2 separate regions of the Homo sapiens genome follow, and region 1 is linked to region 2. A link is a contact called in ENCODE Hi-C or POLR2A ChIA-PET data. All regions are on one chromosome and are shown on one strand. The core of a region is the stretch at or near the end of the contact, and the rest is flanking DNA. Distances in the headings are between cores, read along the strand shown. Region 1 overlaps CAMKMT (calmodulin-lysine N-methyltransferase). Region 2 has its middle 160 kb from the start of LINC01833.

Region 1 (3,235 bases), core at 135-2,634, 220 kb after region 2:
TCCTCAAAACCATCCTATCTTCCCTACTCCCACCCCAACCAGAACGCCCTTCATCTGGTTAATTCCTATTCATCCATTCTGCTTTAAATATCTTATTTAACAGATCCTAATGCAGTATTTATTGTGTTTTCATTTCATTTTATTTTGAGGACAGTCTCACTCTGTCACTCGGGCCGGAGTGCAGGGTATGATCATGGTTCACTGCAGCCTTGACCTCCTGGGCTCAAGCGATTCTCCCACCTCAGCCTCCCAAATAGCTGGGCCTACAGACATATGCCACCACACCTGGGTAATTTTTTTATTTTTTATTTTATAGAGACAAGGTCTAACTATGTTGCCAAGGCTGATCTTGACTTCCTGGGCTCAAGTGATCCTCCCACCTCAGACTCCCAAGTAACTGGGACTATAGGCATGTACTACTATGCTCAAGTAATTTTTTAAATTTTTGTAGGAACAGGGTCTCACTATGCTGCCCAGGCTGGTCTTGAACTCCAGGTTTCACACAATCCTTCTGTCTTGGCCTCCTGAACTGTCAGGATTACAGGCATGAGCCACTGTGCCCGGCGAATATTTATTGTGTATCAAGTACTGTTCTAAGGGCTGTATGAAAAATGAGGCACAGAAAGGTCAAGTAACTTGTCCAAGACCCATAGTCAACAAGTGGCAAAGCCAGGATTTGAACCTAGGCAATCTGGGTTACTAGGAAGATTTCTGTGCTCACACACCATCCAGTGCATACCTCTATCATAATGTTTAACTAACTACTGGATTTTCCTCCTCCCTTGTCTATCTCCCTCACAAAACAGTCAGCTTCTCAAAGGTATAAACTCTATCTTAGTTGTCTTTGAATGTCTAATTCTTACCCCAGGAACTCCGACTGAACATACAGACACTAAATGTCTACTGAATGAATGAATGAGTTAGCAAAAGGTCATAATGGATAAAGCAAACATTTCTAAAACTGTGTTCTTTAAAGAGATAAATAGGCACCCACCTCCTAAGAGTCTCCATACTTCTTTATTTGCAAGTCACTTAATATTATATTAATGCCTACAACCTCTTTTTTAAATGTTATGTTTTATAGAATCAGAATACTCAACAAAACAATAAAAGTAACCAAGCAAAGCTACCTTATGAGAGGGATGTCATACATTTTAAATTCACTAAAATAGCTTCATTTGATAAATTATTCTTTTTATTTTAGTGTAAAATTATAGTTAGAAATACTACCAGAGCCATGACAATAATTAGAATAGAAAAAGAATGCAACAGTTGACTATCTTCCCATCTAATGCTGATTAGTCACAGAGAGGAAATGCCAGTCTCAGAGCACATTTCTAACAACAACAACAAAAACGTGGCCAAGTACGGTGTCTCACAACTGTAATTCTAGCACTTTGGGAAGCTGAGTTGGGTAGATGGCTTGAGGCCAGGAATTCGAGATCAGCCTGGCCAATATGGCAAAACCCCATCTCTATTAAAAGCACAAAAATTAGTGGGGTGTGGTGGCCCATGCCTATAGTCGCAGCTACTCAGGAGTCTTAGACACAAGAATCACCTGAACCCAGGAGGTGGAGGTTACAGTAAGCCAAGATTGCGCTACTGCACTCCAGCCTGGGTGACAGAGCGAGACTGTCCCAAAAAAAAAAAAAAAAGTGTCTCACTCTGAATGAAAAGATGTCATATCCTCTTAATGGATAAAACTATATATAACAGAGATTAAAAGTCACTTTAGAGCACTTGTATGAGAGAACAGAGTATAAAATGAAGACGGTTCATATGCTATCTACACATGTGGCCTTCTGGGTCAACAGTGAACAGAACACCAGTAGTATAGTATCGTATTGGTCAATTACAGGTACTTAAATAGTGTCTACTACTTGCTGAAGATGTTACAGGTTTTTCAACAAAAGACTTTAATGTGCCATGAAAATTTAAATCATAGCACACATCTAGTACTTAATTTCTGTGACAAGGGAGCATTCTGACTTTGAACTCTTTGGCTAAGCCTCCTTTCGCCTTATGTATACTTTCACAGCACCCTCTTAGTTTCTTTCCAATTATCCTATTCCCTTCCTCTAAAATATTTGTCTCTTTCTTTTAAAATTATTGCTGATTTGTCCAAAGATTATCAGGGGAAAGGGTCCTGACTAAATGACATAAACTTATCCTGTCCCTAAGGCTGAATAAATAAATAAAGTAAATAGCCCAATGGTAAGAGGCTAGCTTGATGGTCAAACAGGCTGGTTTTCACATCTCAGCTCTACCATCACATACCATATGACTTTGGACAAATTACTTAAGCCTCTCTGTATCTCAGTTTCCTCATATGTAAAATGGAAATAATATTAGCAGAACAGTTGTAAGAATTAAATGAGATGATGTATGTAAATCGCTTAGCATGGTTCCTGAAACGTAAGTGCTCAATAAATGGAAAATATGGAGGTGAGTGGTTGCCTCAGACCTCACACCAGATTCTGAGCACTGCCACAGTATTTTGTATGAAAGGACTCTATCTGCATAAGATTCCAGGATTTTGGAGTTGTTATTGACTGTAAAGATCACCAAGTAAAATCTTCCATTTTAGAAATCTTTTCTAGGATTTCTTAAATCCTCCATGTCAAGCACTAGATAGGTAAATGAATTGGTTCAGTTTGCCTGTCTTGTTAATGAGAAAGCCACAGTCTTTTAAATAAAATTCTCTTCTGAATTTTATTTAAAAGACTCAAAAGTAATAATGAGTACAATCGAAATATCATTGTGTATCACTGTGAACATACATTCAAACTGTAGGTTAGTGTTCTCACTCACAAACGGGAGCTAAATAATGCATACCTATGGGCATAGAGTGGAATAATAGACACTGGAGACTCGGAGGGGAGGATGAGAGATGAGAAATCACCTAATGGGTAAAACAATGTACACTATTCAAGTGATGCTTACATTCAACGCCCAGATTTCACTACTACACAATATGTCCATGTAACAAAACTGCACTTGTCCCCCTCTAAATCTATTAAAAAATGAAAACTAAAAAAAAATCTATATGTTAGAAACCCATATTACACTTCGCCCTGAGTAAGCTAAACTGTTTCTGGTATAATATTGCCAACAAAGGAAAGCTCTCCATAGGTATACAAGGTATGTCATATATAGGACTCAGTTTTCTCTTCTGTAAAATGAGAATAATAATTATGTGATTCTCAGGACTATTATGAAGATGAAGTGAAGTGAC
Region 2 (2,852 bases), core at 33-2,532:
CCTTCTGGGTTGGGAACAGCATGGTGACATTCCCTGAAGCTCAAGGAGAGCTCGGCCATCAGAAGGCAGACTGCAGATCAAGACAGTGATGGCCTGAGCTCACTTTCCGACCTAGTCTGACAGTCACATCGTGTTCAGCTTCTACCTTTCTCACATTGGTAGGCTGCAAACCATCAAAAAGTAGAATTTCATATACAAAGCCGAGTCCTTATTCTAGATTGCACAGGTGATGCCCAGACAACAAGCCAACATTTTCAGATCCCACCGCCCAGCTTTCACCATGGACCTGGCCTGGGATGGTGCGGCCTCGGTGCCCACCGGGAAGGCAGAGTGGCCCAGCGTGGGCGGCAGAGGTGAGGGAGGGAACGCTGCTCTGAGGCCTTTTTCTTGTAGCTCCAGACAAATTAAAAACCTCCTTACCAGCCATTCATTCTGAGGAGGCCTCTTCCTTCCTCCACAGGGGGGCTGCTGTGTTGGAAGCCGATCGGATTCAGGGAGGCTGGGCCTCCCGGAGCTCTCAAGGAGGGGGAGCGGCAAGAATGGAAAGAGAGAGGCCCTAACCCTGAAGAGATTGGCAGGCAGGGAGTGGGGGCAAAGTGCAGCCCAGGTCACTGGGAAAAAAGAAATCTCAAAGTAAGGGAGTGGGGGAAAGTTCCACTTTCAGCCTAATTATGAAAGAGGCCTCGGTAGAGAGGGGCGGGGGAGCCCAAAGAAGAGAGAAAAGGGAAGTGAGATGTTGCAGAGAGCAGAAAGAGATTCTCAGGGGGCACAGGCTATTGAAGGAACGCAGGCAGGGAAAGGTGCCGCCTCTTCAAACGTGGGTCTGTTATAACTGATTTTGAGAGACCTGGAAGCATGTTCGCCTGGGACTCCCAAAGAGGGAGGGCAAAATGCCCTATTAAGGGTGGGACGAATTGATTTCCCAAAGAAGCACAGCACCATTTCCTCCAAATGCCCTCTGCAGTCCTCCTTAATCTGCCCTGGAGGCAGCAGGTGACCTCTGCACAGGCCCCTGGAGGCGCCTTTGTTCGGGGGCATTCTGCGGCCCGCCCCGCCCCCTCCCCTTGCACCTGGGCAGCAGCCTCAAAATGCACTTGTCCACCCTTGGCCGGCTCCCGTGGTGGGATGGCGGATGCCTTTGTATGTGAAAAGCCACGAGCCCTCCAACTCCTGTTTTCCCTTCGGCTTGACACATTCACTAATGTATTTCCTGTTCACTCCCAGGAGAAAAAAAGAGTGCCTGCAATACTTTATCTGGTAAGACAAGTCTGTGACTGAGACTACCAAGCGGGCCAACCCTTGCTGTTCCTGGGAGAGCCACTGCCATTCAGAAAGCTTGGCTCTGCCCTCGAATCCCCAAGTGTTCCCTGCCGGGTTCTAATCCAAGCCCTCTGAGGTTTGCTAATTTAATTGTGTAATGGTCCACACCTGAGACATTCCCTGAACTATCTTTAGGACACTACTTAGCCTAAAAGAAAGACAAATAAGAGTATTAAGACAGGGACTTAGACATTGAAAGCTTTTACCATCTCCAAAACATCTGAGTCAAGCAGAAGAAAACGGGGTGGGAGGATGAGGGGTGGCCTCAAAGTCAGAACAAGCAACAAGAAGTAAATAAAGTTCTTGCTAAGTGAGTCTGAAATATGTATTTAGCCCTTGTAAATTAAATAACACTGGTTTTTAAAGAGTGATTCTCCGAACATCTATTATTCACATCAGTAGGACAGACGGTAAGCCACTGTAAGATTTATAGAAACTAAAAGACTTCCCATGCTAAAGGTTAATGAAAGTGTAATTTGAATCATGAAATCTTTATGTGTCGGCTCAATTTACACCGAGGGCTCATTAAGGATGCGTTTGGTACAGCGGGCGGCAGGTGACGTCACATTAGTATTTAAATGGGCGGGGCCAGGCTGCTCTGCATGTAATCCTTTAAAAATATAACAGCCTCTCTCTTTCCTTCTCTGTCTCTCCAGCTGTAACAACTTCACCAACTGTCTGGGTTCCACCCCGAGGATTTCACTGAGAGAACACGTTAGAGGGAATCAGGAAGCAGAAAAAAGGTCACAAATAAGCACCTCAGGAACAATGAAAGCTTTTCTCTATGCAGCAGTGGGAGAGTTGCTAGAAAAACTGGAAAGGTATTAATCAGAAGTGGCTATAAATGCTCTGGAGTTTTGCTCTTATAAAACTCCTCAGAGAAAGTCTTGAAGGAAATGCAGGTCAAAGCCCAAAAAAGCTCTTGATCAGAGATTGCTGGAGGAAAATCTTCCCAGACGCCGTTTAATAGGCAGCAATCACCCCAGGAGTGGGGAAGCCAAGTACGCTTGAAACATGGTTGCAATTCCTAATAGGTCTTGTCACACTTAAGGCACTGCAAGCTCCATCCAACGAACAGCTGAAGCTAGCTGGCGATTCATAAAGCCAACAGTTTAAAGTTTATTATGATGAAAGCACTTAATGACAGCCATCGCTAGGGGCCCATCATTTATAAAGCTGTGCTGAGTATTAGACATGTAGCATGACCACCAATTTTATGTCACAATTGCTACCATAAAATGACCTTTGGTGATTTTTGCTGCATGTGGTGGACAGCTCTTCCTTCACATTAGTGCTCTGTGGCTTTCTTTGCAGACTATTATGCTGTCTAAAGCTTATTTGGCACTGTCGTGAGCCTCAACCCTTGCTATTACCCCGAAGGCCTGTCTTAAAAAAAAAAATCTCATGCTCTATTACGCCACTCCAATAATTTACAGTTCTTACCAGCCTTGGTTAGCGTAATATTTTAATGCAAATATGCTTTACCATTGGATTTTATTTTAAGCACACACACACACACACACACACACACA

What was found. Hi-C counts contacts between places; a loop is a spot of excess contacts on that map. ChIA-PET counts read pairs that join two places held with the same protein, here RNA polymerase II (POLR2A). Pooled maps may share reads with other maps.
Region 1: a pooled map shows a loop between it and region 2 (2.0-fold over the local background). The contact joins two enhancer-like sites. A Hi-C loop is called at or near these places in 5 of 37 single-sample maps with no recorded cell type and 4 of 50 pooled maps. POLR2A ChIA-PET finds 5 or more read pairs at or near these places in 2 of 52 experiments (OCI-LY7 and RWPE1).

What each region holds. Positions count from the first base shown.
Region 1 is chr2:44,551,785-44,555,019 of GRCh38, reverse strand. The region is part of intron 3 of CAMKMT (calmodulin-lysine N-methyltransferase); the gene reads right to left. Among named protein-coding and RNA genes, the nearest start is that of CAMKMT, 190 kb to the right of the region's middle. RefSeq lists a silencer at 1,236-1,530. Within about 2 kb of position 1,384, at least 2 of the 41 ENCODE cell types and tissues checked have a DNase peak (open chromatin) inside an H3K27ac peak, as active enhancers do.
Region 2 is chr2:44,776,746-44,779,597 of GRCh38, reverse strand. No RefSeq gene overlaps it. Among named protein-coding and RNA genes, the nearest start is that of LINC01833, 160 kb to the left of the region's middle. Within about 2 kb of position 1,282, at least 3 of the 41 ENCODE cell types and tissues checked have a DNase peak (open chromatin) inside an H3K27ac peak, as active enhancers do.